Linked DNA regions of Homo sapiens: region 1 is linked to region 2. Evidence: read pairs that join two places in POLR2A ChIA-PET (ENCODE). Cell type or tissue: Panc1. All regions are shown on one strand. Each heading gives the region's core, and the rest is flanking DNA. Links, peaks and the distances in the headings are about the cores only.

The links. Peaks named below come from ENCODE experiments on the same cell type or tissue, not always from the same donor. Only the 100,000 strongest peaks of a DNase experiment are listed, where the experiment ranks them.
Region 1: POLR2A ChIA-PET joins it to region 2 with 8 read pairs; 4 of 35 experiments call an interaction of 5 or more read pairs at or near these places.

The regions. Positions count from the first base shown.
Region 1 is chr6:142,164,819-142,168,818 of GRCh38, reverse strand. VTA1 (vesicle trafficking 1) reads right to left here. Exons shown (of 8, transcript NM_016485.5): 2 at 2,497-2,591. Among named protein-coding and RNA genes, the nearest start is that of VTA1, 20 kb to the right of the region's middle. In Panc1, for the core only: no CTCF peak of the experiment used is centred there; no DNase peak of the experiment used is centred there; H3K27ac peaks cover 1,650 bases.
Region 2 is chr6:142,388,962-142,397,296 of GRCh38, reverse strand. ADGRG6 (adhesion G protein-coupled receptor G6) reads right to left here. Exons shown (of 25, transcript NM_198569.3): 7 at 6,954-7,039; 8 at 4,297-4,349; 9 at 3,339-3,401. Among named protein-coding and RNA genes, the nearest start is that of ADGRG6, 91 kb to the right of the region's middle. In Panc1, for the core only: no CTCF peak of the experiment used is centred there; no DNase peak of the experiment used is centred there; H3K27ac peaks cover 2,645 bases.

The DNA of each region.
Region 1 (4,000 bases), core at 1-4,000, 230 kb after region 2:
CTCCAGCCTGGGCGAATGAGCGAGACTCTGTCTCAAAATAATAATAATAATAATAATAATAATAATAATAATAATAATGATATCTCTCAGAGCACATAGTGTGAAAAACAAAAAAGATCTAATTCAAAGTAAGGTATAAGATGACAAACTCAGAATCAAATTATGGAAGCTTTTAAAAATTAGACAAATATATACCTGCAATCAATGCAACTTCTATCTGTAAATTTTTAGCCCTTTTCTATAGACACAATAATTTAAAGCATTTAAAAAAAGTTCCTAATTTTTACTCAGACTACAATACAGGAATAAAATAACTCTCTGGAGTATCAGATCTGAGCATCAAACTAGTTAATTAAAAACTGCTTTTTTCAAAGATGTTATAAAGTAAAAAATTAAATTAAAAGAAGCCCCAGGATTTTTCATAAAATCAGCAAAGTAAATACTTTCATAATTAAACAGAATAACTTATGGTCCAGAAAAGATTTAATGCTGAAATTTAAGGAAATTTTATCTATGTTTATCCTGAACAAGAACAGAAAAAAGAAAAAAAAAATCCCCACAGATAACAGTAATTTGTGTATCCAAACTGCAAAATCATTTGTAAAGGCAGATTTCATTGTAGAACAATTTTAGTGAGAGTAGGCCACTTCATCTCATCTTCATCAGAAAATACCTGACAGCAAAAACATAATATACTTGAAGTTTTAAAACTGTAATACAAACACCACAGTGTGCCCTTACCATGGAATACATTTATCTTACCTGTCATTTAATGCAGATAGTGATAAATTCCTGATGAGTCCCTTTATAAATGTGATTTTACACTTCAGAAAACGTTTGAATTTTGTCTTACCCAAGAACTATTATCTGAGCTACTACTGCTATACAGTGAAGTTAATAAAGAGACATTATACTATACAAAATGCTAGAGTTGGATTTTACAAATATACTGCTATGTGTGAGAAACATTCTCCCTTCTACCCCAACCCATTCCCTAGAAAGAGAGTACTCAAATTTATCTTGTATCCATAGAAGCAGCTGTAGAAATGCAAGGCCAGATAGGCTCCAGAACAGCTGAATTTCCTCAGTGCTGCCATGAGGCTGATTTTGGGTAGTTAACAGTAGCAGACGACAGGAGTCAGTAAGCCAGACAGCCACACCAAGTGAGAGAGAACACTACTGCCCATGGCTGCTTTATACAACTAGGTAGGAAGTTCTGTCTTCGCATAAGTCTTGTTTGAATCATAACCTCCTAACAATACATAAAAACAATGAAAACAATAAAAAGCTCTGGGCTGACTAGTGTGTTTTCATTTTGGTTTTTATTTGTCTAAATTTTCTCTAAGCAAAATAATACAACTGATAGAATAGGTTTCTAATTCTCCTGAGGTTGGATATCTAAATAAGCAAATAAAAAGTAAGTCACGACTATTAATGTAACAGTCTTGGAGGAGATGAATTAATGAGTGTACCCTGACTTTGTTAAAAGAGAAACCAGGTATGGCTGGGTCCAGGAGTTACAGGACAGAGTCCTCATTACTAAGTGTGACTACTAAGGTTGGCACTGCCTTCTTTATGCACTGACATCCAATCCAATAGGCACTTCTCCAAAAGTACCTCTACAGTGATCTGTGACGTTATATTAGGTTCAAGAAGGTGACTAATTAGTCACCTACGACATTCCTGCTAGGAGGGAAGGATGCCTAAACCATAAGAATATCTTGCCCTGGGACCCCAGAGAGGGAGGAAGAAAGGATAAGTAATTGGCATCATTTCCTTCATTGTTCCTTTCACTAAATACACAGCCCATTATTTCATTATTATAAGAAATATTAAGATTCCCAAATTAATCATCCACGTGACTGCAAGGGAAGGTTAGAAAGGGTTTTTCACGGCTGGGCATGGTGGCTCATGCCTGTAATCCCAGCACTTTGGGAGGCTGAGGTGAGTGTATAACTTGAGGTCAGGAGTTTCAGACAGGCCTGGCCAACATGGTCAAACTCCATCTCTACCAAAATATACAAAAAAACTAGCCGGGCGCGTTTAGCGTGTGCCTGTAGTCCTAGCTACGTGGGAGGCTGATGTAAGAGAATTGCTTGAACCTGGGAGGTGGGGGTTGCAGCAAGCCGAGAGATCACGCCACTGCAATGCACTCCAGCCTGGGTGACAGAGTGAGACCCTGTCTCAACTTAAAAAAAAAAAAAGGAGGGGTTTTTCACCTATAAAAGGAGGAGCCAAAGGCCATCTATAATAATGTGGAACAAGATATGATGGCATATGCAAAGATACTTGAACATACTTTAATTAACACTCATAACCTCTCTGGAAGTATACAGCAAATAAATGAAAATAAATTATTACTAGTTTTTCCTCAGGTATAATGGCTTTGTTTGATTGTTGCCAAGGGAAAGAACTAAAATGACAACACAGACACGCAAATGAATAAAATGGTATTTTAACCATAACCAGAAAATAAATGATCAGTGGTTAACTTACAGCTTCTAACTGATCCATTAACTTTGATAAAAATTTGCGACATTCAGGAGTTTTACTATCGATCTTCATTCCAGTCTGCATTGCGTATAAACGACCTAGAAAGAAAAGTAAGATAATTTGAACAATTTCATTTTTAAACATCCATGTTTATGAGTGTTTAAAATATAATTGCTAATAAATAATTAAAAATTCAAGTAAATTTAGAAATAAAACTGATTTACTATGGAAGTTATAAACCTAAAAAGCACAAAAATATTATCCAAAGAATGCAAGACATTCATGATAAATTTTTTTATCAAATAAGGCCTTCTCTTTTGGTATTATGTTAAAAAAAAAAAAAAAGAGGACTAGGTATGTCCTAAGCTGTCAAAGGCACCTATAATTTAATTGGTAAGACAGAGCACACAGCAAACAACCATATGTACAAGAGCACCTGCCAAGTGCCAAATAAGTGATACTGACAAAATATTCAAAATGGGCTGGGATAGTGGGAAATGAGACTTGAACTGAGGTTTATAGAAAGAATTGCTATAGTAATTTTACATATACTCTCTCTTTGAATAAATATACCTTCTCTTTAAAAAGTTAATAAAAACAACTGAGATAAGGCTAAACCTAAATAGCTGTCACCACAATTTCAGTAGCTTTCCCAGTGATAAGAACTGTGAACAGTTCTAGTGGTAACTGCTGTTACCACTGATGTTTACATACAATGTCTGTAATTTACCCCTTACATTCAACAATATGTCCTAGAGATCTGTGTCAGTGCTAATGTTCTACAGCATGAATGCATCATGCTAACAAAAGCACATTTAGGTAGCTCTCAAATTTTCATTACAACTGTTGTGCACAAATGCAACAACAAAATGCAACGAAGTTTTTGAATGAAGATTGATAGTAAAACTCCTGAATTGCAAAATACCTCCTTAGGCATAATGCAAGAGAGTTCCCAGGGGAACCAAGAGGTGAGATTCTTGGGTCATAGTCTCTGTGCCTGTTTCATTTTGAGACCTACGGTTACGCTGCCCCCCAAAACAAAAGTATCAATACACCATTGTATCCGCAACATATACAAGCACTCATTTTGCCTAAACTCACAAAAAACTTATTAAACTTACATTCCTATCAATCTGAAGACTAAAAACACTCTGTTTGATTTTATATTTTCCTAACCACTAAAAAACTGTTAGATATTTACTGAATAGCTCCATATTCTCCTTTATGAATTAAGGATAGCTATCAAAATAAAATAATCTTCTGTCAAATTGGTTTGCTTTTAAACAAATTGACTTGTAACAATTCTTTATACTGTATGAAGTAGAGATATAACGTTCCCCCACCAAAGGGAATCTTCTATGTATTTAACCTGTCTGTACCCTAACTAGAATTTACACTCCATGATGACAGGGATATTAGTCTATTTGGTTTGCTGATGTATCCCTGGCATCTAGGACAGTGGTTGGCCCTTGATAAACATTTTCTGAATAGACAAACACATGAATGA
Region 2 (8,335 bases), core at 2,213-6,212:
CATTCCTGTGGTTAATTCTACATTTTTTCTTTGTGGCCCCAAATTAATTTTTTTTAATAAAACTATGATTTCAACTGACCATTTATCTTTTGAAATTACCATTTCTAACTATTAGAAATTAACTATTTATATTTACTAACACTATAAAAGTGTTACTATTCATGAATGTGATATAATTTCTTCAGAATAGCAACAAATGATTTTCTATCTCCATGAGGCATTTGCAAATACTTTTTATGGTAAAAAGTTTCACAAAATAAATACTTAAAATCGACTCTGTGATTGGTCAGCATATTACTTAAGAAGGTTATAGAATGGTTGACTTTGAAGGTCTTTAAAAAGGAAATACCTCTATGGGAAGCAAAGAAATGTATCCCCAAAGCCCTGTTAAAAACTTTTGGTTCTACAATTTAAAGTAATATAATTTTCTGTTCCACTACAATCACAGCTATAGTCAAAAGCAGAAATCAAAACTATTAATTTAACACTGAGGTAAAAGTAAGTAACATTATTTTGTCAGGTAGAGGAGAATTTCTTTTGCTTATATGTGAAAGCTCTGGATTCACAAAAAAATTGTTTCTTCTTCATATTCAGAGGAGAAATGAATAAGATAAGACGTTATATTATTGAGATCAGTTACTGTCTTCACGCCAAAGACAAAGTGGTAGTATTGTTTTTAAACTAGTTATGGAATGTCTAGTGGAGAGGCAGTGACATTTTATTTATGAAACTATGAATATTAATAAGTATTATAGTAGTAATTTATTTGTGGTGTTAAAAAATAAGAAGGAATATGTGAAATATTTGCTATTCAAGGCTAGGTGAAATTAAAGAATAGCTCAAGTTTTCTTTCCTAAATATCTGTGCTAATTTCAAGGAATAGGTGCTCTACTCTTCTCATAATTAACTCTGAAAAGCTCTCTCTAAAATGATCTACTGCTTACCATTCGCATACAAGCCATATTTCAGGATGAGGCAAACATAATGAATATAATGATAGCTGTGAACATAGATGTGACTATGATAGCTTAACAATTTTTAAAATGGCCCATGAAAAAGTATCCCTGGATTAAGTCATTGTTTAAAGACAAGCTTCGCCACTCCAGTTGGTGAGAACTTACAGCTGGGAATGTGACCTTTTACTTGTCTTGAATACTGAGAACATAATTAGCCCAAAGTATTGTGGGTGATATTGAATACCCAAACCCAACAAGTCAGGAATAGCCATACATTTTCACAGGTCTTATCTGTGTGTTTTCCTCTCTCATCCTGAAAACTGAAACTATTTTATGGTTCTACAAAGTTACATTCTATCTGTTGTTACCATCAGCCATTCTTTATTTGAAAAAAACCTCTCTGTGGCTTTGGTTTCCTGTCTGTCTAGGCAATAGAGTATGACAGCATTATCTGAAGCTATGGTCTGTGTTAAGTGATACAATCAAATTGAAAGGAAAAGTTTTTTTAAAAAACAATGTATGTAAAAGTAGTAGACTGTGGTTTTGACAAAAACTGAGACTATAAAGCCTCACCAATGAGGGTAAGAGCCATAGAGAATAGAAAAAAGAGACAAGAAAGGCTATAAACATAAATATTAAATAATGGCAAGAGTTCATACCAAAAAGCCCCTAAATATGTGGATTTTGCTATATACACTGTCTCAGTTCATTCTCCCTATAATTTTCTGTAAAATTACTCATTGCTTTGAAGACCAGGAAACTGAAATCCCATGAATTTAAATGTCCTTCAAGAAGAGTTTCTGAGGTGCTGACATGTACTAACGATGGCTGATTTTAGTATCACCAGGTAGTAGAAGAACCACAGTAAGTACACTAAAAAGCGGACGCTGACTGCCTGAAGAAGGTATACCATTGGCTATATCTACCAAACCCAGGGCTGTCCCAGTTGCTACACAAAGTGTCCAGCAAAGGGATCCTGATTGCTGCTGGATCCATTACTGAAGATGCAATATGACCTAACAGAAAGGATTGAAAAAAATTATTTGGTTAAATAGTGGAGAAGAGTTCTGTCACCTTCAAGAATACAGTACTGAAATATACTACTGTGTTTTCATATCATAAAGAAAAAATTATAATACCAGAAAATAAAAACAAGTTTCCCTAATCACATGGCTCAATCCAGTCCATTTACTATGTATACAAAAATGACATCTTTCAATATAACTTTCAAAACATTTGTTTTTCTAGTGTTGAAAAGAAAAAAAAAGCTCTCTGGTCAATTCTCATATGAAATTTTATCTTTTCATAGTAAGAAGATATCACCTGAAAAGAAGCAAGCTCCGTCATCAGGGCTGTATATCCATAAGATTTAATTCAGTCTATTGAGATCCAGCAAGACTTATAGAAACTTTTGCTTCACAACAAATTTTTAAAAAATTGTATGGAGGCCAGATATGACATCTCACGCCTGTACATGTAATCCCAGCACTCTGGGGGGGGCTGAGACAGGAGGTTTACTTGAGGCCAGGAGTTTGAGATGAGCCTGAGCAACATAGCAAGACCCAGTCTCTACAAAAATAGTATTTTAAAAATTAGCCAGGTATGCTAGCACATGTGTGTAGCCCCAGCTACTCAGGAGGCTAAGGCAGGAGGATCATTTGAGCCTAGGAGTTCAAGGCTGCAGTGAGTGATGGTCACACCACTGCACTCCAGCCCGGGTGACAAAGTGAGACTCTGTCTCAAAAAAAAAAAAAAAAAAATCTACAGAGATGCAATACATGACCTGAATAACCTAAATACAACTAAATTTATTCCATTTGGAAATTTAGGGTTTTTTTGTTTGTTTTACAGTACTCTGAACATTTGGTCCTTACATGCCAACTGGTCATATATGCTGGACATATCCATTAAATTACCTGCATGATTAAGGCATGATCCTGATATAAATATTAAAAGGGAGACTTCAGAAAATTAACTAATAGCTTTAAATGCTGAAAACATTTAGGCATCTATTATCCATATTATTAGATGTTATCATATATAAACACTTTATTTAAAGCTATTTTCTTTGAAGGTACCTTTGCAATTTCAAGTAAGAGGCAATGGGTTATGATAAATAAACTGGAAATACTAAAAATAATAATCCATCCATTTTAAATGCCCTATTTCTCAATTATTTTTCATTGGATATACATTACTACCCAGTCTGTTACATTACAGTTTTAACTACAAGAAAAAAGTAGTGTACAGCAGTGCTAAAGAAATAACTGTGCTATGTGATTAAGTTTTTCTTTCCTATCTAATTGTTTTCATTTCTCTACCAGATAAAGTAGTGAGCAAGAGAAAGAATGTTATACTCTTTACAATACTTTGTCCTGTTACCTTGGCTCATCCTCAAGGCTTCTCTTGACTTTAATCTTGTCCTCTCCAGCACTCAGGTGAAAACTAAAAACACAAATACATATATTCATTAATCCACCTCACCAACTACATCATCAACAATAAAATTTGGGGACCTGAAATAAAGAGACAGAATGGGAATTCTAAGCCAATATTTTCAAATGTGTGTCCTGAGGTTCTAGCTTCTTTCAGAAAGCTAGGCAACTGTGTGCTTTTGCTCTGTTTTGAAGATTCACAATTCATATTATTACACTAAAGAAACTGAGACGTTCTGATAAAAAAATCTGCTTCAGTTTGTACAATAACGTACTTCCTGAACTTATATGACAATTTGACACCTGTTCTGTGTTATTAAATCTCTTATCTTCACAGAATATATGTTTAGGGGTCATGACATACACTTTAGAAAACTAGTTCAGGTATAGAACTATGAAAACAAGGTACACAGGAGGATATATGGACAATACAAATTGCTGAAGATAGTGGAGGATTTAAATATAAATACAGTGAAGGATAATTTCGAAAAGTTAGGTTGCAATCAGACAGACTGTCGATGTACGAAATTAGATCTGGAAAAAAAAGTGGTCTTGAAATGGGTACACACAACCAGGGGGTGCTCTAGGTGATCCACCAGGGTGTGAGAAGAAACTAACAACTTCTATTTATATTTAATTATCCGATTTTAATTTTTGACACATTATAACATGATTTAAAACAAATACAAATTAACTGTAATGCATGATCAAAACAGTTTAAAACCATCGCTGCAGCATGGAGGTTTTTTGTGCAATGAACTAATACACAGTTGTTTTAGAAAGATTATGTATATAGTAGCTATGTGTGTGTATTTGTATGTATATTTTGGTACAATCAGAGAGACAAATAGTAGCATTAAATTAGACACTACTTTTAATTTATCAAATAATTTATTCTGTCTTACCTGATATTAACGACATAAACCGTGTAGTTCCAATTTTGGAAGGTTGAATTGAGCTGGAAAACACAATGGAAAAGGCTGAGTTTTGCTAATACCTTTAAAAAATATCTAATTCAAGTTTCTACCTAAAACATAAGTTGTTACTGAGATAAGACCCTGGGAAAATCCTGAAGAGTTGGAGGAGTGAACAGTTAATGGATCATTGTAACAGTTAATGGATCACTGTATACCAAGAATTTGATAAATGTTATTCCTTTCAATCCTCACAACAACCAATGAAATAGGTATTATCCCCACACACCCCATAGTCTTATATATAAAGAAACTGAGCTTTCACAGATAAGAAATGGTTTGCCCAAGATCACCCAAGTAAGCAGTAGCAGATGCCAGATTGGAACCCAAGTCTGTCTGTTTGGAAAACTATCATTTCCTCTCTAGCCCTCATATTAAAGAAGATTTGCAATAAATATCTTCTCTATTCTTCATTTAACAACACTAAGATACACTAAACATTTTTCTAGTAATTACCATCTCACAATATTAGTAATAAGAAAAATTATAAATTAACAATATAAATTAAAAAAATAAAATAAGTTCAATACTATTGGAACTATGTATTTATTATGTGGTTATTTAGCAGTCTTTATGGTCTCAGCATAAGAGTTTTTAATGAAGCAATGGATTCCTCCAATATAAAGAAGCTTCTATGATGCAGTTTCCCATACAACTGCAAAACGAGATTCCCTCACTGACATGAGAGACTCCTATTTACATATCATCTCCGAATAGTGATTTAGGCCTTGTTTCATACACACATTTAGCCTCTCTTTTAAGCATTTCTAAAACTGAATGTAAGTTTTAGGGAATCCTGGCAAAAAAAATGTTAAATTATTTTAAAATTGTAAATAGTAATAATTTGAAACAGGTACACTATTTATATTTTCTCTGTTATCAAGTATCTGCTTTGGTATCTTGCATTTTAAACAAAAATGTCTAGTAAAGTTTAGCTGCAGATGAGAATAAAGCTATGTTGAAAACCATGCATGAAGTAAATATAAATGTAAGCTTATACCTTATCTAGCACAAACTTTCTAGTGAATGCTAAATTTAGATTAATAACATTACCCATTATTTGCACAAATAAGCTAACAGTAGCTTATTTGAGAATGAAAATAAAGAATTTTATCTTCTGAAATCACTCTAACTTTAAACAAAAAGAACAACTCTGGAAAGAAAATGGGATACACAGAAAGAATATACTCTTTCTGCAGCCTGCTCTCTCCATTGAGAGGTTAAACATCTCCTAGTATTTGAATGAGTTACTAATCTCAATGTGGCATTCCCAAAAATCAAACGTAGTATTTTTCTTTTATTTCAGTAGAGGATTTCACCTTTCTCACCAACTTTGTAACAGAGTTAATTACCTACTATTGTTACCTATGGTCAACTTTTTTTTAAAGAGTACTGCCTTTAAAATGAAGACTGTTTTCTATCAGTTATTTTTCAAATATATATAGATGTCTCTGTGTGTGTGTGTGTGTGTGTGTGTGTGTGTGTGTGTGTGTGTGTAGCTACCACTTCCTCTCAATGCGTAAACTTTCTTTTGCTACCAAAGACACGTTTATCAAACACCAAATATATATGAAAACCCATTTTTCTTATTTCAGAATGTATAGTGACTCAATTAAAAAAATTGTTTGAACTGTAACAGCATTATATATAAAAAGAAGTACAAAGTCTCACAGTATGCTGTAGGTAGGAAATGAAATAATAGAAAAAATAGAAACCTATGGAAAATAAAATTGAGATTGTTATTGTGAAGAAGAAAATGAAAAAATCCATGTGTTGTATTTGTAAGAAAAAGAAGAAAATAAAATGTTAAATTTTTTAAATTGAAAACTACAAAATGTTTACCAATAGGATACTGGTTAAATAAATTACAGCCTAACTGTCCATCAACAGAAGATCTGCTAAATAAATGACTGAACAGCCACATAATGAAATATTATGCATTGTTTTTTCAAAACAAAAAAAACATGTAGTTCTCTAATGTTGCAAATCTGGCAACAATAAAAATAAGTACGGTATAGAACGGTATGTAAAGTATACTACTTTTCGTGTAAAAAAGAAGGAAAATAAGAATCTATAGTTTAATTTTCTTTCATGTGCACAAAGAAATCTGGAAAAAAGCGGAGAAAACTAATAGTGATTTCCTATTTGCTGTTGGTTATTGGGTTGGTTCCATGCAGATGAGCAGCAAGGATGGGTGGAAGACTTTCATAATGCGTCTTTTCATACTTGCTGGTTTTGATCAAACATTCAAACAATTTTTAAAATAATCTATTTAAAAATATAGCAGAAAATACATGGATCTAATATGAAATACAGATACCTGTTGCCACCAAAATCTATTTCCATTTGTGCGATACTTTTCTTATTTAAGACATTGATAGTCTATTAGGCTCAGTTCTTATCCTTTATTCAAATGTACTTCTCTTCCTATGCATAAGGACAACACCTCACTTACATATCTACTCATATATTTCTAATGAATACCATCTGTGTTTCAGTATGATCTGTGGATTCAGTTAACTAGTCTTTTCCAGATTCCCAGAAGTTAAAGAATTTTTTTAAAAAAGAAAAGTTACAAGCTCACTTACCCATTCTGCCACCTTGCTCTGTACTTTTACCTCAGGGTGACGAAGGATGTTCTGAATCACTACGGATATTCTATAGATAATTCCATCTGCCCATTGGAAATAGGATTAGTCCATTAATTATATGTTTATAGTTATATAATTATCAAACAATTTAAAGTTATGATCATGTAAGTCTTACATAATCATATAGTTTTATTCATAATCACATAATTTACAATATAAGTTAAAAGAAACACCTTCTACATAGGCAAAAAAAGTTCTGAAATATTTTGATGTTAAGCTTATTGACCTTCCAACTTCTTAGAAATAGTTATCAATTAGCTTACTCTTATTACTTGCATATGTTTCTTCATATTTTTAATTCTATAGATTTCTTATATCTACTGTCTGTAATGTGTTAACTGTTTTCATGTACAATTTGACTTCTTATAACAGGCATTATGCTTTCTGTGCATTATAAAGAATGATAAAGAGTTTGGGATGTGAAAACTTGAATGAGATCATATGGAGGAATTAACTTGAAAAAGCAGAACAGGCATACACATACTTACTACCCTAATTCCTCTCCTTTTCCTCTCTTTCCCCTGCTTAATAAAATACTTCTATTAAACTACTAGGCTGCATTTCACCAGACTTTTCATCAAAATTTCTTAAATATGCTCATTTATACCAAAATAGAGGGAAAAAAAGAAACAATATTTGCAGGTAGAATTTTCATTGGACTAAATCACTTGAAAAAGAAAATAAAAAGAAAACCTTATTGTAAAGAAGATTCTGCTCTTTGGGTGGGGGGAATCTTTAAAGTAAACTGATTTTTTAAAATGAAAAATCAAACTCACCAGCAAGGGTTTGCTAAATAGCTGTAAATGGGTGCTTTAGTCAAAGTAGCTAGTAAGAAAAATACCCTTTTAAATTATGGTAAGATACAGAGAGAAGAAAATTTTTTGAGTCTCCTTTGTTGATCATCTTTCTTCATGCTTATGTTTAGGTAAGTCTTAAGTAAAATAGGCACACAAAATATAGAAATACATAATTATAGCAATGTTGAAGAAAACAGTAAAAATTGTGGGGAGGCAGTAGAAAAAAAAATGTAAAAGTTTGCCTCTGGGAATTTCCAAATCCACCAAAATGCAAATTCCAGTCCCACTACCAAAGGAATGTCTTTCCAGTAAGAATCAGAGTCTTGTGCTAAACAATATAAATTGCTGCCCCTGGATGTAGTAATATAAATATATAAAACTGGCACAAGTCCAAGCACAGGTGAGTTTAATTTATGCAGACTATTTCAACTTCTAAAATTCTTCGGGTATTTTAATGATCTTGACTTTTATATTCCTTTAAAAAATGTTCTGAATGAAAAATATTTGGAGGAACATATAAAA